3 separate regions of the Homo sapiens genome follow, and regions 1 and 2 are each linked to region 3. The links are chromatin loops, found by intact Hi-C in ENCODE. Cell type or tissue: heart left ventricle. All regions are shown on one strand. Region 1 overlaps SAMD4A (sterile alpha motif domain containing 4A). Region 2 overlaps SAMD4A (sterile alpha motif domain containing 4A). Region 3 overlaps SAMD4A (sterile alpha motif domain containing 4A).

Region 1 (8,000 bases), 55 kb before region 3:
TTGTAGTGGGGCTGTGGTAGTGTGGGGAAGGCAATGCATGTTTATTGTACTAGCTTTGTAAGCTCACTAGACCCCACTAGAATGTAAGCTCCAGGAGGGCAGGGACTCTGTGTGTACAGTTCAGTGCCATACCCCCAGCATTTAGCACCCTACCTGGTGTATAGTAACTCTGAATGAATGAACGGTAGTGCCCAAAAATCTAGGGGTGAGACAGAGAGTAAAACTGTAGGAACTTTCTTTACCAAAAATGCACAAAAATTGTTAATACTTTAGACCAACACTTAAGTTTCTTAGTATAAAGAAGCTATGTATGTCCCAAGGGATTTCACTTAGGCTTATACAGGGTCAGAAAAATGCTGATAGTGGGCAAGAAGCAGTGAGGTTATGAAAGAAAAAGAAAACAGCTCAAGCCTTAAAAAGCAGGAGAGATTTAGAGAAGCTACATGGACATGTACAAAGTTTCAGTTATTATTTAAGTAATTTGGGATTATAAAAATTATTATTGATTCAGTAAAAGGAAAACTCCTTCTTTGAGGCCACATCATTCTAAGGGAAACATCTGCCCTAGAAATGACCACCTGGAGCCCTCCAAAGTTGCTTTGTCTTGTTATACCTTCACATGAAAAGGAATGAGCTCAATAACAGACTTGAGCCACAAAACCTATAGGAAAATGAAGACCCTGAGAATGTTCTTCATCTTCAAACTAATTAGCAGAGGCAGAGGAGGACAGCATCATTTGTTAGTGCTGTGTGATTGTTAGTTTTATGTGTCAACTTTACTGAGCTATGAGGTGCCCAGATATTTGGCCATATGTTATTCTGAACGTTTTTATATGGGTGTTTTGGGATGAGATTAACATTTATATCAGTGGCCTGAGTAAAGCAGGGTGCCATCCATAATGTGGGTGGGCCTTACCCAATCAGCTGAAGGCCTGAACAGAACAGAAAGGCTGATCCTCCCTTGAGTAAGGGAGAATTCCTCCTGCTTGGCTGCCCTTGAACTGGGACATTAGCCTTTTCCTGCTTTGGACTCAAATGGAAACATCAGCTTTTCCCATGTTTTGAGCCCATCAGCCCTTGGACTGGAACTACACCATCAGCTCTCCTGGACCTCCAGCCTGCTGGCTCTGCCTGCAGCTCTTGTCAGCCTTCATACACATGTGAGCCGATTTCTCATCACACACACACACACACACACACACACACACACACACACACACACACATATAAAATACAAGATTTATTATATGTGTAATAAATATAGCTATGTAATTATAAATATGTAGTTACATTATATTTATTATAAAATATACACATATATGCATACACACATCCTATTGGCTCTTTTTCTCTGGAGAACCCTGACTAATACATGTTGCTTCCTCTGTTAGAAAACTCACCATAGTGAAATACCCCTTGATACAACCTATCACTAGAAGCCTGATAATGAGAATACAATATCCCCATGACCACCACCACCAAAGCATTCTCAGCTGGTGCAGAGAGAAACAACAGCTTAAAAGCTAAAGACTCATACGTATATCTGATAAGGGGTTAATACTCAGAATATATAAAGAACTCCTACAATGCAACAACAAAATACAATCTGATTTTAAAAATTGGGAAAGGACCTGAATGAACATTTCTCCAAAGAAGATATACAAATGGCTAATAAGCACATGGGACGATGGCCAACATCACCCATCATTCGGGAAATGCAAATTAAAACCACAATGCAATATCATCTCATATTCATTGGGATGGCTACTATTAAAAAACAAGACAGAAAATAACAAGGGTTGGCAAGGATATGGAGAAATTGGAACCCTTGTGCATTGCTAGTGGGAATGTAAAATGATGCAGCTGCTATGGAAAACAGTATGGCAGTTCCTCAAAATATTAAAAATAGAATCACCATATGATCCAGCAATTCCACTTCTCGATATATACCCAAAATAATTGAAAGTAGGATTTCAAAGAGATCTTTGTAAACCCCTGTTCATAGCAGCATTATTCACAATAGCCAAAGGGTGGAAGCAACCCAAGTGTCCACTGATAGATGAGTGGGTAAACAAAATGACATATATACATACAATGGAATATTATTCAACCTCCAAAAGGAAGAAGATTCTGACACATGCTACAACATGATGATGCTTGAGGACATTATGCTAATGAAATAAACCAGACACAAAGGGATAAGTCCTGTATGATTCCACTTATATGAGGTATCTAGAAGAGTCAAATTCATACAGACAGAAAATAGAACAGTGGGTGCCAGGGGAAGGAAGTAATGGGGCGTGATTGTTTAATATACACACACAGTTTCATTTTTGCAAGATTAAAAGAGTTCTAAAGATGGATGGTGGTAATGGCTGCATAACAATGTGAATGCACTTCATACCACTGAACTGTACACTTAAAAATGGCCAAGTTGATAAACTGTATTTTACCGCAATTGAAAAAAAAATTTTTAAGCCAAATACTTAGAGATCTCCAGAATATACCAGTAAGCTTTAAAGAAAAAAAAGAATAGCAGAAAATGAATATAATATAGGTTCATTATATAAAAACTAACATAAATATACATGCATAGAAAGGAGATAAACTGTCATTAGCAGTTACCAATAAGATGGGAAGGGACAGATAAAACGAAATATTCATGTATCACTCTGTATGCCATACTGGGGCTTACTGATTGAATCTGGTACAATAAAAACATATTTGTATTAGCTTCCTAGGATGACTGTAAAATACCACAAACTGGGTAACTTAAAACAACAGAAATTTATTCTCACAGTTCTGAAAACAAATCAGGTTGTCTGAAATCAAGATGTGTCAGCAGGGCCATGCTCTCCCTGAGACACTAAGTAGAATCTGTCGTTGCCTCTTCCAAGCTTCTGGTGGTGGCCGTCAATCCTGGGCATTGCTTGGCTTGCAGCTGCCTCACTCTAATCTCTGCCTCTGTGATTATTAATACCTGGTGCTCTTCCTGTGTGTCTCTCTTCATATGGCATTGTCGGCTTCTTATAGGGATACCCAGTCACATTGGATTAGGGCCCACCATCACGTCATAACTTCATTTTAACTTGTCTACATCTGCAAAGACCCTATTTCCAAAGAAGGTCACATTCATAACTACTGGAGGTTAGAACTTTGACATTCTGGGGGAGGCAGGACACAATTCAACCTGTAACAATATTTGTGTTTAAAAAAAAACCAAAACTACAGTTAAGGTTCCTTGAACACCCTATTTATGAGCCCATACAGATCCATTAGAGACAATACTATGAGAATGAAGAACCTGGATTAAGGAGCCACACTGTAGAGGTTCAAATCCCAGCTCAGCCACTTACAAGCTACATAACTTTGAGGCAGTTCATTAACTTCCCAGTGCCTCAGTTTCCTTATCTGTAAAATAGCAGCACATAGGTCAAACGGTTGTTAGGAGGATTAAATGAGTTATCAAGTACTTAGTACAATGCCTGGTACACACTAAGTACTCAATCAACATGAGCAATTGTTGATATGATTATCACCATTTTCAGCATCCCAAAGACTCCCCTAGGAAGCATTCTTGGGGACAGAGCATGCTTTATTTTTATAGCACCTACTGAAGGCCTATTTCCATAGCTGCTTCCCCAATAGTCTCATGCTTGACTTTCAGAGCATCAGCAATTTCATCTGATGCAGAGTTATACTGCTGCAGTAAATATTCTTCATCCATGCCATTATTCAATTCCCTTCCTTGGTGCAGACCCCTCTGTGACATGGCAGTGATGCTCATGAAGGCCGGCGGAGTCTCCAAGCAGCACCACCTAGACCGTCCGGGCAAAGCGCCTGTCACTTCACATGCAGCCCCAGGAAGGGACACAGAGCAGTCTTCGGCCTCAGTCCTCCCACCTTCTGTGATCAGGGCCCTATATTTGGATTTTGATCTCGGCCTGACTTGCTGCTAAATCTGTAACCAGTTACTCTTACAGGGTTGTGGGGGAGGAGTCATGTTGCTATGGCAATCCAACAACTCTGGGAGAAGGAGAGGAGAGGAAATGGAATTTCAAGGCCCGAGACCACCAAGACTCAGAAATACCCATTTCTGCGTGTGTGCCACAGAAATGAATCTTGATATGCTAAAATAAACAGACCTCTCTTCTCTTTTTCCCAAATTTCCAACCATTGACAAAAATAAAAGCCTGCTTATACAAGAACTCTATTCACATGTCATTTCCTAACAGGACAGAAACTAAAACTCACACTTCATTCAGCAAGTCAGGAAGTCAGCTGATTTCCTTTAAAACCCTCTCTGCATGAAACGAGCAATTGTCTAGTCTGGATTTTATACATAATATTACTTTTTGACCTGCAGTTTACAAATAAACTAACAGAGAGACACAGATAAAGCTTCGGCTTTCTCATCTCCCACTGGTTTAAAGGAGCAGGAGGAGGGCAAGGAAGGATGTAAAAAACTGCCTGGTAACCGAAAGACCTCATCTTCAACAATGACTTCTACCCTGCCCAGGCAGTAACAGCCGCTGACAAAAAGCTGAGCTGACTTGTTAGGGTCTCACACCACTGTTTTCCTGTCCACATTCTGGTAGAGCTTCTAAGGAATCTATCTGAAAGGCAAATCAGAGTCAAACACATACACAAACACAAATCAGGGATTAAGACTGTCTGTGTGCTAGATATTCAGGAGCTAGATCATCTAATGAATGGGCTAAAGAACGTTCTGGTAGGCTAGTCCAGGACAGGATCAGCCACGGAGCAGCAAATGTAACGGACAAGCTGCGTCTTTGAAAAACTACTCTGGTTAACCTTAGGACTCACATCTTAGGGGAGTTGTATGACAAAATTTCTTTAAAAAAAAAGTCAGAAGCACCCCTCAATCTGATTCTCTTTACTTTCTGTCCTTTTTACCTCTTTTTCCAAGACAGTTTTTCTGAGCTTGAGCTAGGGTAGGGTAAGTACTGAAGGAAAATTTAATTCCAGAGTCTGGGGGTTGGATGTAAAAAGGTAATGAGTTAGTTGAGTTATAGTTATGTAATTTTTCCGAATTTTTAAGGAAATAGCAATTGCTTAGAATTACAGAATAAGATTATATGGATGAACAGGTCAGAGAAATAAGATGTAATTGGGAGAAAAACCCTGAAGCAAGAGTCAGAAGACTCCAGTCCTTGGCTTGGCTCTCCCACTTACCCAGTCAAATAATCACGGACAAACTATTTAACTTCCCTGAACTTCTGTTTCTTCAGCTCTAAAATGGGTATAATAATGCCTGCCCTGACTTCAATTATGAGATCAAATGAAGTCACATATGTGCAAGTCTTCTGTAAACTATTAAGAACTTTTCAGTGAATGTATTGCTATTCTACCAGAATCCAGATGTGTTGAACAGAGAATTGCTGTTCTCCTGCTTGTATATCCCTCAGCCTCCATAGGAATTCCTTATATCTAGTAGGAAAAACAAACGCAACTGGAAACAAACATGTCCTAACTAAATATGCATATAGGAGGGGTTTTTAGTACAAGTTTCCAAAAGCAGGTTTAAGGGAGACCCGTTCGACTTGGAAAGTCAAAGTTGGCCATCACCTAGCAATCAGCAACGTATCCACAAGGTACCGAACACCTGTGGGCAAAGCCACTCTCCCTTCCTGAATGGCACCTTTATAATGAGAACACTCACTGTTGTGCAAGAGATAAGAAGTTTTAGTTCATAAAATTCTAGTTGGTAGCATGCCATGTCAATTAGCTTCTTACTCCATGTTCACAGCATTATCACTAAATTAGAACTAATTACCATCTCAATTGACAATTTAGAAGCCATTAAAATATAGATTAGCCTGAAAGAAATACAGTATCCTGTGGAAAGTGAAATTCTGATGGAGAAGAGATAAAGTCTAACATCTAACATTTACTGTGGTAATGACCCTGTAACTGGTGCTAAAACAGGATGTTAATTAAACTAGAGCCACTATTTTTCCTGACCTCCTGGAAGCTAGAGTCTAAAAAAAAACAAGATGTCTCTTTCTGTCCCTCATGCATGCACATGTGCGCACTCGCGCGCGCGCGCGCGCACACACACACACACACACACACACACACACACACACACACACACCTAGCAGTAGAGCTGCTATTCTGTAAGTATGTCCCACAGTCAACACCAAGCCTCGGTCAGGAGCTAAACACAGACTTTGCTTAGCATGCTTCGGAAACAACTAAAAGTTTGAAGCAGAAGTCAAGAGATACCAAATTAGAGCGGGACAATTTAAAGGTACAATGCATGGGGGAAATGAAGTAGGGAAGAAAATAGGCAAAGTCAAGTAAGAGTGACCATTAGTCATGAGCTGAACATGCCCCGTGAGCAAAGCTGCACAAGGTGAGTTCAAAATTTTGATTAAAAAATTTATTATAAAGCTCTTTTCCTTAGGTACTTTCTAAGTACTTTACATTTCAAACCAGCAGCTGCTTAACTATGTGGCCCTTTCTCTGAGAAACTTGCAAATATGGGGACACATTTTTAAAGAGGTATGGAGGGATTTAACATTACATTTTGTAAACATCACCTGGTGATCTGAAGAATCACAGTTTGTCAATAAACAAGCCCCACCTGGGTTCACAAACAAATCAAAATGGCTTTGCCAGGTTCTGGAAGGAAACTTATTCTTGCTATTTTCACTGCTGAACTTTCGGGCAGCTCATCTCAGAATGACAATGTTTACATTCCATTCCCTACAACCTCACACCCTGGTGCAGGGAAGACTAATGACAGAATGTCACGAAGCAGAAATGCAGAAACATAGGAGTAATTGCGCAGCAAGTCAGAGAGCTTTCGATCTGAATGCACGCAACAGCAGGAAAGCCCATTACTCCAACTGCTGAAATTATGTCTCACTGGAGTGAAGTCTACAGAAATATTTATAGAATTAGCAAAATACTATCATTGGCAGTTTTGGGGATTGCCTAATCTCCTGAAAACCTTTTATGGGCTGTGGGGAAAGAGCTGGGGGGAGGGGGACATAGGAAGCCATCCACCAGAAAAATGGTTAGGTGTTAAAAAAAAGAAATGATAACTTTGCCATAGTAGCACAGTGTTAAAGAAAGCATGGGAAACCAAATTCAGGTCATAAATTCATCCTGAAGCACACACTGACTGACTATTGCTGTCATTCCAGATATGTATTTCAAAGACTTCTATTAGTGACAAAATCCCTACATTTGCAAAGCATCCTGAAAGGTTGTATTTATTTTTCTGATACTTAAAAACAACAACAACAACAAAAACTGTATATCCGTGCTGTATCCTTTCTGATTTAGTTATTTATGGCCACTTACCTCCAAACAACAAAAAAAAAAATCTCTTCTCCCCAGGTTGCCCTTTATATTACAAAGTAATTATGGTGCTCACCAACTGAATTTAGTAATTGAGGATAATTGTATAGCCATATAAGTAAAACTATTTGCTTTCTTGCCAATTTGGTCAGTTTTCAGTCTATTAACAATCACAAGCAACTCAGAGAGGAGACAGCATTTACTTTTGAATCTCAACTACATGCTTTTTACCAAACTTCAGTCAGCACATCATTTGTGCTCAGTTAAATTGGTTGTTGCTGAAATTCCCCGCTAGCATTGAAATAGCTGTCAGGGCAGGTAGTCTTCGAAAGTTCTTAGATCTGCACTGTTTGGGCTCCTTGGCTCAGTCAGGGTTTGTGTAATAAGGGTCAATGGAGGTGGTTCCGAAAGAGAAATATACAGAGCCCTTCCGTGATGTCTGATGCCTTCTTTTTCTTTCCCACATCGCACACTGGCATGTAAGTTATCACGTGACCGGAGAGGGCATAATAGAAATTAAATAAGAGTGGGCCGGGCGCGGTGGCTTGCGCCTGTAATCCCAGCACTTTGGGAGGCCAAGGTGGGTGGATCACAAGGTCAGGAATTCGAGACCAGCCTGGCCAACATGGTGAAACCCTGTCTCTACTAAAAATACAAAAATTAGACGG
Region 2 (8,000 bases), 68 kb before region 3:
GAGGCCCAGAGAGATTAAGAGATTTTCCCACACCATCCAATTTACTGATACTGAAGGCAAGACTTGCCCTCAGTCCTTTGACTTCTCAATTTATGCTTTTTAAAAAAATCATATCATGTTGCCTGTCACATGTCCTGCAACACCACTCATGTGTTTAAGATCTGAATCATACTAACTTACTACAGGTTTTACAAAAACATAACTCCATTAGAATTAAAGCTGAACACTAGAATTAAACCCTTCCCTTACCGAGGGCCATGCAGAGGTTCCACACAGAGGCAGTGATGGAAGGGTCTTGGACTTGGGACTTTCTACCTGAATCTGACTCCTCTAATTACTGTGTGACTAATTGCATGTAGCCTCTTTATGTCTTCTTTTCTCACCTGCACTGTGGCGATTAAAAACATCTACCTACTTACTAGTGTTGTGAAGGTGAAATGAACGAATTTCTGTCAAGTACATAGCCAGGTGCCTGGTACGTAACAAGTGCCCAATAATAGTTAGCTATTACCCGTCAACATTTAAATTAATAAACTAGGTGCAATTTAGAACCTAATTTCTATTTTAAATCTATTAGAAGTATGGTATTTAACCCCCAAATTTGATTAGAAGTGCCCATCTTTGAGAAGATTTGCATTTACCACAAGTTAGTAACCTTAGACAAGATACACCTCTCTGTCCCATTCTCCTTAGCAGTAAGGGCTGAGATGCTCAGATTCAAGAAATGTGTGTGAAAATGCTGGAAAATGGCAAAGTTTCCTAAACAAAAGGTAGACTTTGTTTTTAGCTTACCCTGAATCACAGCCGGTAGTCAAGAGAGGCCTTCCCAGTGGTTTGCCCTGAAACTTCCAGATCACCCAAATGACCTTTGACTGCTTCTCCCAGCTGTCCGCAATAAGCATTTGTTCTACCGAGTCCCTCCTGGACCTACAGTCTTCCCCGCCCAGTGTGAAGCCCTTCTCTCCCACCTGCCCTACATTAGAGCCCCTCTTTTCTTCTTTCTTTGGTGGAAAGGCGTCTGTTCTCCAGGCTGAAAGCACACAAAAAAAACCTGTGACTAATTTCTTTTCAAATCTGGAGGCAGTCTTCCACTATTCTCTTCAGTCAGGGAGAAGTAAGTCAAATCCCTGTGACTTCCTTAACAAAAACATTCTTTGAAGGCACAAACAGAATAAGCAATAACTGACAATTTAAACATACCTAGAATACTTTACCACACATTTTTCTTGAGTGTCTTATAACACCGCAAAACTTCAAAGAGCATACCGACTCTTGCCTACCGGCTGAAAGGGAAATATCTAGGTCCACTGTTGAGGCATTTCCAGGATATTTAAAAATGTTTACTGGAACTGATAACAACCACCTATTGACAGTGGGCTGCTGAGGATCTCCGGGCCTAGGAGACCTCCTAGCTCAAGGCTGGTACTTCCATAAAAGGACTGACATTTGCCAATGTCTGGTTTAGTGACAAAGTCAAAAGAACAGCTTTGGATTTTTGAAACCTAAGCATCAAAGATGGGAGGTATGCATTTGCTTTCACCAACAACTGGGTGGAGGAGAAGCTTCACAGGCAGTTTGTTTGTATTGAGTTAGGCTCATCATGAGGCTACTCAGTGAGCTCCATATCGGGGAAGACCATTTGGAAAGGTGTATGCTTTTCTGTCCCCCTTAGAGTTCTTTTTCAAACCTAGATGTTTTAAAGAGAAGTGAATTGAGTAAACAGCAGATGGCGTGCTTGAAGCCAGGTTCTAACTCCCTGGCCCTTGCCTGTTGTCTTAAAGACTTTCCCCCTCCTGCCTTGTTGATTCAACTCTTTATTCTTATTGAGTATCTGCTTTTCTATCCAAATATTAGAGGAAGCAAAGACGGAGCTGAATCAGCAAGTTGCCTTGAGACCTTTGGGGAAAGGGAGGTTGTTTCCCTCACAGTCCAGGGCTTTCCAAGCACCATTACCCCACATATTGGGCTCACTGCTGAGCTCTCTGTCATCCAGAGGTTCTGGTGAACCAGTGACACTGTGTAACGCAGCTCTCAGTGTTTATGAATGTTCACAGGCTGATCACACCATGTTCACGCATGCAGGGTCTGCAGGTTGGGTTACAGCAGACTCGCTTCCTCTTGACTAAGAACGCTTTTCTCTTCGTCCGACTCTCCATCCCTTCTGCTTCTCCCAGTCCCCTCAACCTGATACCAGGAAGCTGGATCATCCACTCAACGGGATCTTTCATTCCTGTTATCTCAGTGATGAACACAGTACCAGGCACATAGCTGGTACTGAATGAATCTCCACAAATCAGTACATGAATGGATAGATGAACTCAGTGCCCATTGCTATCCAAACCACATTGAAAGGCAAGGATTTGCCTGGAGATTTGAGGGCAGAGTCAGGGACAAGAAGTTACAGGGAAGGATGAATTCAAAAGAATTCTATGGAGAGCCGATGCCAGACCAACTTGAGAGCAGCAGTTTATGTCGGGTTTGTAACACCAGCTTCCACTTTTGTGTCTCCTCTACCCACCACCAATTCCCAGAGTATACACTGTAACTCTTCATTGAACAAAGTCCCCTTCAGTCAACAAAGTAGTCTGTGCTCCCCTAGGACTACTTTCCCAGCCTAGAGAAAGCCTCCTCCACATTATCATGACCTTAGTCCCCTGCCCTTAGTGAGATGCCAGGAAAGAAATCCAGTAAATCAGTTCAAGCCATCATGCTGATACATGACTAGACATAAGCATCTTAGTGAGAGACTTAGAACTAATATCTACCTTCCAAGAACTTAAAACTTACTGACTTCTGGCCAGGTGTAGTGGCTCACGCCTGTAATCCCAGCACTTTGGGAGGCCGAGACGGGTGGATCACTTGAGGTCAGGAGTTCAAGACCAGCCTGGCCAACATGGTGAAACCCTTTCTCTACTAAAAATACAAAAATTAGCTGGGCGTGGTGGTGTGCACCTGTAATCCCAACTACTCAGGAGGCTAAGGTAGGAGAATTGCTTGAACCCAGGAGGAGGAGGTTGCAGTGACCCAAGATTGCACCACTGTACTCAAGCCTGGGTGACAGAGCGAGACTCTATCTCAAAAAACAACAACAACAACAATAAACTTACTGACTTCTTGATAAAAGCCTGTGTAGAAAATTAAAGGTCACTGATTCTCCACAGAAAAATTGTTCCACATAGAAAAAAACTATACTGGACTTGGAGTCAGAAGACTTGAGTGTGAATATTGGGTTTGCCTCTTAATGGTGGGTTGTCTTAAGCAAAATATGTACTCTCTGGGTCTGCAATGCTATCATATGTAAAATGCTCCATGTCTCATATGCCACTATGTGGACTAAATGCAACAAGATTTTTAATACTGCTTTGTAAACTTTAATGTAGTGAACGCACGAGTGTAGTGAAGCAGTAAAGAAAAAAAGAGACAAAGAGACTATTCTTTGAGAATCTAGAATTAAGATAGGACAGGAAATTGGCATCACATTAAATGAGTTTCAAATAAGACTAGGTTGTGATCTGTAGGGCTAAACATATACTCATAGCACCAAAAGTACAGGTGGTCCCTGCTTATAGACCCAGAGTATGCCTAGAGATGTTGGTGATGAAGAAGAAACTGATGATAATGCCTTTACTGATAACTATGTATCTGGCATTAATCTGAGCACTTTATATGTATTATCTTGTTTTACCTGACAATAGCCCTGAGAGGTGTGTAATACCATTATCCCCATTTTACAGATGAGAAAACAAGTTAAAGCCTAGAGAGTTCAAGTCATCATTAAGTGGAATTCCCTCTGAGTGCACAGTTTTCAACAGACTGCTGAATGAGAGGATAAAGGCATTAAGGAGGAACAGCCGAGCTTTTATTGAGCAGGACTGAAAGGGTGAATTGGAGAGAGGTGAAGCTCAAGAGCAGGAGGTGGAATGAAGTTACAGACACTGAGAAGAAACCTGTGAACTCCTAGTGTGAAAGACCAAAAGGAAACTCTTGATAATGGAAGACAAGATGCAGCCTGTGTGTAAGGGGAAGGCCAGTAGGAAGCAGGGAGAATGTAATTGTTGGGAAATCAGTGGAGATATACCATAGCATTCTCTCTCCCCACGGCCTGCCCAGTGCACCAGGCACACTAATCAGCAATGTTCTCATTCTCGGAGGCAGGACCTGCTGCTGTGACAATTGAGGGCTGGGGTGAGGGCATGCTGATGAAGCTGCTGCCATCCCCAAAGCCTCGTGCCACCTCCGAGCATTCAGCGCCATTCCCGTGAGCAGTGACAGGAAGAAGCAGCTAAAGCTAGCTGTTACCACCAGACTGCTAATGAAAACCAGAAAGTCTGCAAACAAAACTGCCGGCTTCTCCAGAATCGAACCAGAATAGCATAAATTTGGAAAAGGAGCCCTTTCCACTCAGCACAGGTTTCCCCCGCAGTGAGTCCCATCAACCAAAATGAGATCTATAAATCCTGACAATGTCTCTGCGACTCTGCATTTTTCTTCTTCTAAATCAATAAATAATTGATTCTGTGTCAATAGGGACCTCTTATATCCCAAACACAGATAAGAGATTTTAGAGATAAGCTACAGATCTTTACAGTTATGAAACGGATTTACAAACCCAGAGTAAAACATAAAAATCTCATAGCACGAAACTTCCAGGTACTGTTGAGAGAGAGACACGAGGGCGCTGGGAGATGAAGGAAGAGGGAAAACCATTTCTGGGGAAAGAGTAAAGGCCTGGTTGTAGGTTTGGTTTTGTTTCTTCGGGGGAGGGCCAACAGAAGCTACTCTTCCCTGACTTGCTTGGAGTAACAGACTTGCAGATGGTGATTTGAGGGTACACTGCAAACAAAATCCCAAGGCTATTTTTTTTTTTATCAAACATAGATATTTTGGTTTAATTAGCCAATTCAAGCAGACATTTTGGCCAGACATAGCCTATTGAAAATAAGCAGAATTACAAGAATTTGGCATTTTAAAAAGGAGTAGTTTGTCAATGGCAGAATGTTAGACTGCTTCTTTACATCCTTGTCTATGAGCCAGACATAGCAGAACTAGTAACAGTGGTGTGTACGTGTGTGTGTGTGTGTGTGTGTGTGTTTCAAGCAATGCTGACTTGACATTCAGAACATCTGCTCGAGGTAGGCAAGTAGCAGGCATCCCTAGCATCCAGGAGAAATGACAGTACAGTGCTATGAGCTGCCATGTTTGAAATCCCAAAGCAAAGGAGAAACACCTTAAAACCCCAGGGCTGAACATGGGATGAAGACTCCACATAAAAGTGCTGACAGATTCCGAAGGGAGGCAAAGGGAAGTACTGCCCGCCGTAACAGGCCACCTGGGCTGCCAGTGCTGCATGTGGCCCAGCTGCTCGTGGCTGTGAGGAGTGGCCCCCACTTGTGAGGCTGGTTGCCTTCCTCCTCCCTCCTTTGCCCCCCTCACGCCAACCCTGCTGCCTTAGTTGAGAGAGAACTCTGGGTTAGATGAGAGCAAGGCATTTTAGACAAGGGTGTGAGACACATGCAAGAAACAGAGACGCTGAGAAACTTCACCAGGCTCAGCCACCATGTTTCTTACATCTCCATGACTGCAGGCTAGAGGAGATTGTAACAACAGCAGCAGCAGCAACAATAACAGCTGCCGGTTATTTCGTGCCCCCACGCAACAGGCACTGTGCTCAGAACTTTACATATAATATTTTATGGATTCTGACATAACTCTGTGATGCAGGTTATTTTCCCCACAATAGAGATGAAGAAATAGAAGCTTGGAGGGATTAAAGTAATTTGCTGGGGTCAATAAGTACCAAATGGCATGGTCCATGGATCTGCTAAACCATGTCCTTTCTCTCTAGCATGCCAACCTTGCTCAGGCATCTAGTGAGACAAATGAGTTTCTGTGCCCTAAGGTTAATAAACCTAAACTTGGTCAGATTTCAAAAAAATAATAAATGCCAAGAAGCAAAACCAACCTGTTTAATTTAGGCAGTAAACTCTCTTCAACAACACCATTTAAAATAGCACTAACTGCCGAATGTCCACTCTCTTAGAACATCGGTATACATTGAATTCAGGTAATAAAATGAACTTTTCAATTTCTAGCTAGGCCAGAAATTATTGTAAATAGTTTCCATGATGAGATAAATTAGTCTGGGTATTACATTATAACTCAGAGTATACTCTTCCCTGAAACAACATGATAAACGACTGGCTTAATCTCCTAGAGAAATGTCTCTTGTTGTTCAAAAAATAGCAACAGAAACGGTTTTACTTATAGACAAATCTTGTTCCTTGTTGATTCTTGTTTTTAAACCGAGGACTTATAGAGGAAGATGCTTTTAAATCAGGGAATTTAACAAACAGCCTCTGATAATTTATCATAACTTCTCTTTTTCTTTCATGTTTATTTTGTTTAAGATGACAATATCCATAATGCTAAAAGTTTACTATATCCATCACTATTCACCCTCAGAATGCCAATATTCTAGAATTCCTTTGCTCTGGCTCAAGGAAATATTAATGCACGCAGGGATTTGTATAGGATTGACAGAGCCAACTCAGCATGACAAATGGGGGAAATTCCATGCGCAACGTTTATGGGAAACATCAGGTTAGTATGCTGCTAAGACCAGCTGCTCCGTGTGCTGCGGCTCCCCCGTGCAGTCCCCCATGAATCATGCAGACACACAGTTGCCCTAAGCCTGTGGCATCTACTGTGTGACTTGCTTAAGCAAAGACAAGACTTTTCTTTTGCCCCTGGAGAGTAAGGACTCCATATGCTGTGCCATAATCTCCTTGTAGCAAAAATAGCCATAGAGATTTCTATCACTTCCAGGAAGGAAGGATGTACAGGATGGTGACCATTTGGCAAAAAGCTGGCAAGGTTGGGACTCTGTGCAATAACTGACTCACTTTGATGCTGGAGACCTTCCTGATATACAAGAGCAATGTGTTAGCAGAGAGGCTATGGAGTCTGTGCACACGTTGTTTATTGGTGTATGAGGCTTTCTTAATAAAAATTTCACGAATTCAAGAGATCCTGAGTGGCACATGAAACAAAGGAGAAATAAATTTCATCAACTGGGGATTCCAAAAGGCCATTTAGGACTGATTTAATGTAACTAGTATCAAAATAGGGTCAGAGGTACATCACTGTGTCACTTACAAAGCTACCTTCCACCCCTGCTCATTCCTCTCTGTCTTGTGAGGCCAGAACTGATGGAAGAAGATGCTTTCCTTTTCTTCTGGGGCTGCTGTTGGCAAGCTCTGTGTCCACGAGGCTCTTTCTCACTATTCCCTGTGCTGACACATGGTGCGGACTCCCAGGTCTCTTCTCCAGGTGGAAAGAGGTCGGACTCTTCTTGCTTGGCCTCTCAGATGCTTTGGACACTTTCTCCTTCTTAACACTCCTTCTTCACCTGGCTTCTAGAGCTCCACCCTCTCCTGGCTTTCTGCCAACCTCACTGGCATCTCCTTCTCATCTCTTCTGCTAATTCCTACTCTTCTTCTTGCCTCTTTTTTTTTTTTTTTTTTTTTTGAGATGGAGTTTCGCTCTTGTTGCCCAGGCTGGAGTGCAATGACGCAGTCTCAGCTCACTGAAACCTCCACCTCCCGGGTTCAAGCAATCCTCCTGCGACAGCCACCCAAGTAGCTGGGATTACAGGTGTCCGCCACCATGCCCAACTAACTTTTGTATTTTTAGTAGAGACGAGGTTTCATCATGTTGGCCAGGCTGGTCTCGAACTCCTGACCTCAGGTGATCCACCCACCTCTGCTTCCCAAAGTGCTGGGATTACAGGCGTGAGCTACCAGGCCTGGCCTCTTCTTGCCTCTTAATGTTGAAATGACTCAGTTCTTAGTCTGTGGTCTCCTCTTTATTTACCGTCACTCCCCTGGTGAGCTCATGCAGTTCCATGCCATATAGTTGGTATTTAAAGTAAACTCCCAAATGTATATCTCGCCCCCTTGATCGGTCTCTTTTAAATTCCAGACTTATATATCCAACCGCCT
Region 3 (8,000 bases):
CATTAATTCATCAGGAAATAAGAGGTTTTGTCAAAGGCTATGCTGAAACTTAGATATGGGATTCCCTGTGATCTGCCTGGAACACAGAAGTCTCTCAGCAAATGCTATCTCCCCCCTTTCCCACTGCCCCATCAGATAGGAAATGGCATTAGTTCTCCACGGTCCATCCTCCCACTCACAGCAAAACCATGCTGGTTCCTATTTCTTCATCCATACGCTCATAGATCATGTTTTAAATATTCTTCTGGTATCTTGCACAGGCCCAATATTAACCTCTCAGATGCCTACAATGTGCAAAACCTGGTTTCTCCCTCCTTTTTCCTTTTTCAAACGGAGACAAGTTTATTTATCTTGAGGCACATGGAGTGGTTCTGAAGTCAGACAGTTTGTTTCTCCCATTCATTTACCACTCTTCAAAATTTCAAAACTGGTTCAGCATTGACATTTTACTCATGCATTTTAACTGTGTTTAAATCACATGTTTGGTGCACATACACAGATAGAAATGTATACAATGAAAGTCAATGTTGTGTATGTATTTATGCTGCACACACAGACGCTTGGATTCTATGACAGATCAGGATAAACTGCTTCAGAAATTCCAGTGACTGCACTTTATGGGAGTGCTCTGGGGAAGTAGGGGGAAGAGAACTCTCCCATCCAGTCTCTGGAATGAACATTCCTGCTCTTTCCAGCTCAACTTTACAGCCCATAGCATCAGCAAAAAAAAAAAAAAAAAAAAAAAAAAAAAAAAAAAAAGAAAGAAAGAAAGAAATCTTTCCTGGAGCCTCATTTTCCATAAGACACTGATCGCTAGAGTGCCTGGAAATTTCAGCATATTCAAAAAGCTCGGGGAAATTCTCCGGCCTTCTTCAAACCCAAACTCAGTGCAGGCTGTGAGAGGTAGTTCAAAGAGCCGGTGAGAGAATTATTGCTGAGAGCAGTATATAAAATGCTCAAATAATTTAATGAGTGACCACACTACCAAACTAAAAAGCGTCAGTATTTCAGTGCTTACATGCGTAAGTAAAACTTGAAAAGATTTTTAAGTCAATAATTCCATCATATGAAACACACCTGCACTACTAGCATACTCTCTGACTAAAGCAATCCATGGGGATTTTCCAGGGCAAAGTGACCTCAAAGTGCCTGTAGACACTTAGCATGCACTTTTGTACATTACTACTTAAGACTGACTACAGTGTCCACCTTGTCCTGTCTGTCTCCTCCCCCTGCCTTCCAAAGAGGTCCCACCGCCAGAGCTAAGAAAGATTTGCTTTGCTCTGCATGTGAAGCCAACAGAAAACTGTAGAGAGACTCAGAAAATGACCTTCCTCATATCAGCAAGTTCAGTGGGCAAAAGATAAGTGGTCCCCATCTTATTATAGGAAACCACCTGGGCCAGTTTAAAACCCAGCCCTAAGCAAGGGCTCTAACAGGTTACTGCCATTTGATAGGGGTTGAGACAGGAGAAAGAGCATCGGACTGAGGAGAGTCAGATTCTGATCCCAGATCTGCTGGCCATAGCTTTGTCGACCAATGTCTTTTCTCAGAGCCTGAGAAAGACCACTGCCCTTGGTCACAGATTTCCAAACTGCTCTCCTAGGACACTTAGGTTTGGGGAGTAGGGGGTTGGGGGGACATTCACTTCCCATAAACCTTCATCTAAGTTCTCACTTGCAAACAAAAATCTTCTGACACATAGCCGTAAAACTTGAAAGCTACTGCACCAAATTGCCTCTTTCCTTTCTAACAGTCTCTTTCATTTCTGCACCTTTCATTTCTAACAGTCTACCCTCAAAGTATGGTCCGCAGATACGCAGCATCAACATCACCTGGGAGCCTACTACAATCCCAGGAGTTCAGCTCCACCTCCCCAGGCCTCTTCAATCAGAGTTTTCAGGTTTTCAGTACAAGATTCCAAAGTGATCTGCGTGCAACTAAATTTTGAGAACTGGTCTACGACACTTTATCTTTTCCTCTAACTGTTTCAGATGTTATTGCTCAACGCTAGTTAGAGTCAAAGCATCCTACAAAAATATCCTACTAGGAGGAGCCAAGAGAACTATTACTAAGTCTTACAATGTTATGCATACTTAAGCGGGATGAAAATACTAGGTGACCAGATGTTCCATTTTCGTATCTTTAAATATACTGGAAATCATAGAGTGTTGGGATTGATTCTCCACTCACCAAGCAATCACTTATGACGGTGAATATCCCTCATGCTCTCCTCTCTCTACCCTATTCACATTCATCCTTCAAAGGCCCAGGAAGCCTGCCCCTTCCATGGCACATGCACAGAGTTCCCTGCATGTGTGGTTTTCTTGATGAAACTGGCATTTGAGGTACTACAACAGCAAGAATCTCATAAGCCCTAAAAGCACTTATTTCATGTGACACAGTCAAGTTTACTTCTTCCATTCAGCTTCTCAGACTGCCCAATCCACGCTGTTCTCTCCTTTCACTCAATTTCAGTTTTGTTCTCTAATCAGAACCACAGCACTTAGCAACTGTGTATGATCGAATTATGACATATTTTCTTATGTTTGTTTCAGCTCTGCAACTCGAGTGTAAGCTACTTGAGAGGAGTAATGTGTATTTCAGCTTTTGACAGGGCCCTGGGCTCTCTGCTGGGGTATTTGGTAAATTTATATGTGCCAAGGAACTCAGTCCCACTTTCTTACCAAATACACTTTGTCAGGTACCATTACAATGGCACTGTATTATCTACTGTGTAAAAGAAACCACTGAATCATTTGATTGCTTTTTCCTAGTAAACTAAGACAAGAAAGCTGTTTTAAAATGTTGATATGTGGAATGGGAACAAAACAATAGAATGAGCTTCCGGGTTCCAGGGAATCCCATGTTCCTACATAAAAGCAGGCAGGTACTCTGAATTCCAAGCTGGCTCTTGGGATGTAGGCAGCAGAGCAAGGCCCAAGCCTCGACTCTAGGCCCCTGTTCTAAAAGTTCTGCTTTCTTTGGGAAAATCCTGCCTCAGGCAGCTTCAATGGAAGCAAAAATAGCTCAGAAGAGATGTCTGCTTCTGCATCTTAATCTATGTGAATTGGATGAGCTCAGTGAGGCCTTGGAAGGAATGATCAGGAGAGATGAAAAGGAAGGAACATACTAAAATCTCAAAGTAGTGATTGTATATTTTAAAAAGGAAAAGAAAAGATTTCTACGAGCACCATACCTTTCCTAGCAAATGAGTTACACAAAGCACTTCACCCACAGATGAAAACCTCCAAATTTCTCCTTGGGTCAAGGAGAAGCAATATTTTCCCTCTTCTCTGGTGTTGTCAATTCTCTCTAGAATTAGACTTCTGTAGGACTGTCTGGGAAGTTTTCAGTTACTTTCAGCCCTTCAACCCTCATCTTGTGTCCTCGTTTGTTTATTTAAACAAAAACAAGTCAATTTGACTGTTGTGAAGTTTCTCTGCCTTTTACTTGCTTTGATGGGGCCTGTTTATAGCATATACTCAATTGTTGAAGGCCGTGAGTGCCCAGGCGATACAACCAAACCCAAATTATTCACAACAAAGAGTACAAATATATGTGACCTGCTACAACTTACAAGCAGCAGTAAACTGCAGGGTCATCCCAGACTGACCCAAAGAAAATTACAAAACCCTAAGTGAAAAGTGCTTCATATATAAAGCCCCTAAATATTTCATTCAGCAAAATGATTTCTTCTTTTCACATTCACCAACTGAAGGAAAAAGTGTTGATAAGTTATTTGGGAAAACTGGGTCAGGGCTGCATATTTTTAGGAGACAGAGTGAAAAAACAAAGCTAAAACATAGAAGGTGGGTCCCAGTAGACTTATATCTTTTTAGGGTTCCAAGTCATCCTCAATCTCTTCTTCATAATCCTTTAAATGAAAAGATTTCTGATCATTTAGAAAAATATTATTCATATCAATTCTATATTAATTAAAGGCAAATTTAAACCTGAGGGATAGAATAGATCCTTGCTGGATCATTAACAAGTAACTTCCGGACAATAACAAGGTTTTATAATCATCATTTCTCAGATAAGAAAACTGAGGCTTAGAAATTATTTAACTAGCCCAGGCTGATTTAAAAATCTGTACTCTAAAAATCTTCTACAACTTATGCCCTCCTATGACTATAAATAGATGGGCACCTGGAGAATACTTTTTTCTCTATTTCCATCCTTCCTTCTCCTGCATATGCCAATGCGGACAGCAACCAAGCTGCCCTTAGAAGATAATGCCACCATGTGGCCAAAATGGAAACTGTCTGAACTAAACTGGCTCTTCCACTCATGCCTCTCAGAGGATCATGCATGTAGGCCCATACATTAAAGGGGATAACACTATCTTCTGCATGGGAGATACCTTCTTGACCCCTCTTTACAATCTTTTTATATTAAAATATTGAACCAACTCCTATTCGCCCCTCAGGACTCAGCTCAAATGTATCTCCTCCTCAGGGAAGTCTTCCCTGATTCCCCAGGCAATAAGTGGCTAGGTTCACAATGCTCCCAGTAGGCCTCTCCTCATACTTTTTATCCCCATATCTATGCTTCAACACCTATGATATTATATTAGTCATTTACCCCACACTAAGAGTATCTATCTGTACTAGGCACTGGACTAGAGTTAAGTTACCTTTACATTTCCATTGCATAACACTGGGTCAGGAAAATAGCAGGCAGTCAGAAAATGTTTGTGGAATGAATAAATGAATGAAAAAACTACAAACAAGATCTTATCCATATCATCAGGAAAACCTCTTCTGCTGCTTTCTTTTTATGCCATTTGTAACCTTAAAAAGTAACGCAGGGTGGAGGATGGCATACTTGTACTACAGAAACCAAAACCATAAAAATCATGGAACCAACATACCCACCCTCTAATGACAGCAAGTTTACACAAATATGGGGTGAGGGTGACAGCCCCTCATCCCATTCTAAATATGTTACCTCCAATACACTATGGATTATCAATTTTTTTAAAAAAGTTAGAATTGTGTCTAGAATAAGAGTAATTACATTCTGAGAGAGAGTCTTCAAGCTCCACAATTATTTTTTTGTCTCAAACATCACCATTTTGGATACCCTTTTCTCTTGTATTTAACTATAAGTATAGGAATTTATTGTCATTTACTTACCACAAACATACACAAATAGTGTATATTTTGTGGGTTACGTTTTTGTGGATTAACTTATAAATCTCTATGAAAAATATATTTCAAGTCCAAGTGACAAAAGCCATAAATAAACAATGCCACAAAGTCTATTTTTCTTTTGGAAACTTCAGGTAAAGTCAGTGGGTTGCATTTTTGCTACTTGTAGGTATCAAATGACCTGCTAGTCCTGGAACTGAGACTGGCCAGAAGTCTCAATGTTCAACTGGAGCAGTAGCTGAAGAGACTTATCTAAGGTTATAAGGATCCTGGGAACAAGACTGTACTAGAGAACTGATCATGACCATATCTGTTAAAAGAAAAACACATACAAATAAATCCATAGGGACTGATTCAATCATTTCTTGGAATCTCCAATGACCATGAGCCTGAGGCAAAGGATGAACCAGTGAATCACTAGATTCTCAATAAATTTAAGAGAATGAAAGCACCAAATTACATCCCACAAATCTCAAATAAATCATGTTTAATGCGCAGGATATCTCACTATTTAAAATCAGTCCTGCATAAAACGAGAGATATATTCATACTATTACTAGTAATTTTTTTTTATTATACTGAGATCGAGTCCCATATATGAATTTGGTTCCCATTTACCAAGTTTTAAAATCTCTAAACACTAGACAAAATGTGAGGGTTTTTTAAATTGATGATTACAAAATAAAGTGATACAAGATGACTTCGGTACAGGAAATCTCAGCAATCCAATGAATGAGTCATTCTGCACAGCCTAGTTTTCTGAATTGGTAAGAGCCTTACACATCAAAACAGCTCAGAGGTTAATTATTCTGGGTGTAAACATTTCCAAAGTATATTGAACATTTCCTTCTCTTCTTAAAGAGTGTATCTAAAAATGTATTATTTCCATAGTTCACCGTTAACAACAGTAAATAGCAATTATTTGTTTATGTTATTATAGAGTGGTGCCTACAAGGTCAATTGAGGGTTCCCACCCTAATATTCCCAAGCCTTCAAAGTTTCTGCCCCAATTCTTGTCTAAAGTTACAGTTTTTCTGTCTCTTTCCAAGTTGTCAGGCTGTCAGGGGTCACTTTTTACTACTGATTACAGCAGTCCCTCACCCCATTCTAAATGTGTTACCCCCAATACACTACGGATTATTTGTCAAATTTTTTAAATGTTAGGATTGTGTCTAGAATAAGAGCAAGTACATTCTGAGAGAGGGCCTGAAATATTCTCTTGGACTTTCATGCTATCTACTCTGGTTGCGAAGTGGACTTTTTGCCCCCTTCCTGGTTCTTGGCTAGTTTCCGGATATGCAGAGAGCCACACTACAGACTCAGGTATGCTATGACAACTCCTGATGCTCTTTATGATCCCCACACTCCGAAAGTAAACCAAATCATCACATGACCTCCTAAGAAATTTCTGTCCTGGCCACACAACAAAACAACTGCAAAGATTTCCATGCAGGCAAAACGTCTAGGCGAAGGATTAATCCAGAAACTGGAGACCAGTTCCTATCTTACACAATGGTTCTATATTTTGTATATCTACATCATTTAGCAGCATGAACAGGTGGGTATCTTATACAAATAAGTATGGCCAAACATGTCTTAAGGGAAAAAAAATGCCAAGTGACTTCAAAAAATTCACAGTTCAATTTTTTAAATTATGAGATTTTTAAAATTAGGCCACCTTATTTTAACATTTAACTGTTTTACTTACTAACCTGGTGGCTGCTCTATTGGGAAAAGTCATCTCCATTACTCAAAGGGAAAAAGTGCTGCTCCAACATTTGAATAACCTAAAGATGAGTTTGAACAGTCCCTACCAGCACTGAAATCAAGCATTCAACCTAAATGACTCTGCGTAAATCCTCTGCAATCTATAAAATGCAAAAGTTTATATAACCTTGTTTGTCAAACCTGAGAAAGTAAAACCGAGCAGGTAAACCAGGCTTCCCGCTGAAATTAAGGAAGGAAGCAAAGAGGGTGGATCATCAGTTACCCAATTATGCTTCCACACCCCAGTGAAGGAGGCTGGCCCTCCAGCTATTTATAAACGTGGAGCTCAACCAAAGGGGGCCCTGTCATCGCCACCCCAGTGAGTCCTGGTGTGAGCTGGGAGGCTCGGGCTCAATGGAATCTCCCTCAATGTGGCCCTCCATACTTGGCCATGCAGGATCTTTCGGGTGCAGTCCTGTCTGGTCAGGAAAAGAACTGTGAAGATTTCCAGCGGTCACTTCCACCCTATGATTCTATATATGGAAGCATCCCATTCTAGTGTTTTCACCATCGTGCACACCATACTAGGGAGGAGGAATGAGTAGGCCGGCTCGCTTCTTGCTGCTCTGAAGGCACACTCACTTTAGTGTCTCCCAGGCCCCACTGCCCTGGACTGGACCTTGTCATCAAATGGCAGCCCAGACCTCTGCTGAGCTTTGCAGGCTCGCAGCTCCAACATGGAACAGCTGGAAGAGGACCCTGCATTCTTTTCTCTGCATAAACACTGGGGACTCTGTTCACCCTCCTGCAGCAGCATGAACTAAAGAATTTCCCCCTATCCAAAATCACAACCATCAGACTTTCCCCCCATCCCCCAGCCTCCTCCTACCCTCCAGGATATAATTTCAGTCTGTCACCACCCACGCTAGCAAATAGGAAACTGCTGGACCTTTCGACTATATTCACTTTCCATACTAGTTGAGGTGTCTGTAAATACTAGCAGGGTAATATGAAACGATTCTGTTCTATTCAGTAAAGTTTCCTAACGAAAAGCATTAAGTAACCCACTTCATGCCTGTCCTTTCTCCAAGACCCTTTTTTTCTACAAGATCCGTATCAATATGGATAATGTCACGA

What was found. Peaks named below come from ENCODE experiments on the same cell type or tissue, not always from the same donor. Only the 100,000 strongest peaks of a DNase experiment are listed, where the experiment ranks them.
Region 1: it touches region 3 in a loop (2.0-fold over the local background); 33 of 110 quality-filtered maps call a loop at or near these places.
Region 2: it touches region 3 in a loop (2.5-fold over the local background); 50 of 110 quality-filtered maps call a loop at or near these places.

Annotation. Positions count from the first base shown.
Region 1 is chr14:54,624,134-54,632,133 of GRCh38, reverse strand. All of the region lies in intron 2 of SAMD4A (sterile alpha motif domain containing 4A), which reads right to left. It overlaps LOC112268133 (a long non-coding RNA gene), which reads right to left. Exons shown (of 2, transcript XR_002957606.2): 2 at 1-8,000. Among named protein-coding and RNA genes, the nearest start is that of SAMD4A-AS1, 60 kb to the left of the region's middle. In heart left ventricle, no CTCF peak of the experiment used is centred here; a DNase peak (open chromatin) is centred at 3,837; H3K4me3 peaks cover 1,259 bases; H3K27ac peaks cover 2,403 bases.
Region 2 is chr14:54,636,893-54,644,892 of GRCh38, reverse strand. All of the region lies in intron 2 of SAMD4A (sterile alpha motif domain containing 4A), which reads right to left. It overlaps LOC112268133 (a long non-coding RNA gene), which reads right to left. Exons shown (of 2, transcript XR_002957606.2): 2 at 1-8,000. Among named protein-coding and RNA genes, the nearest start is that of SAMD4A-AS1, 47 kb to the left of the region's middle. In heart left ventricle, a CTCF peak has its summit at 1,709 (motif pointing right); a DNase peak (open chromatin) is centred at 4,215.
Region 3 is chr14:54,568,761-54,576,760 of GRCh38, reverse strand. All of the region lies in intron 2 of SAMD4A (sterile alpha motif domain containing 4A), which reads right to left. Among named protein-coding and RNA genes, the nearest start is that of SAMD4A, 5.6 kb to the right of the region's middle. In heart left ventricle, a CTCF peak has its summit at 4,253 (motif pointing left); a DNase peak (open chromatin) is centred at 7,240; H3K4me3 peaks cover 2,299 bases; H3K27ac peaks cover 1,414 bases.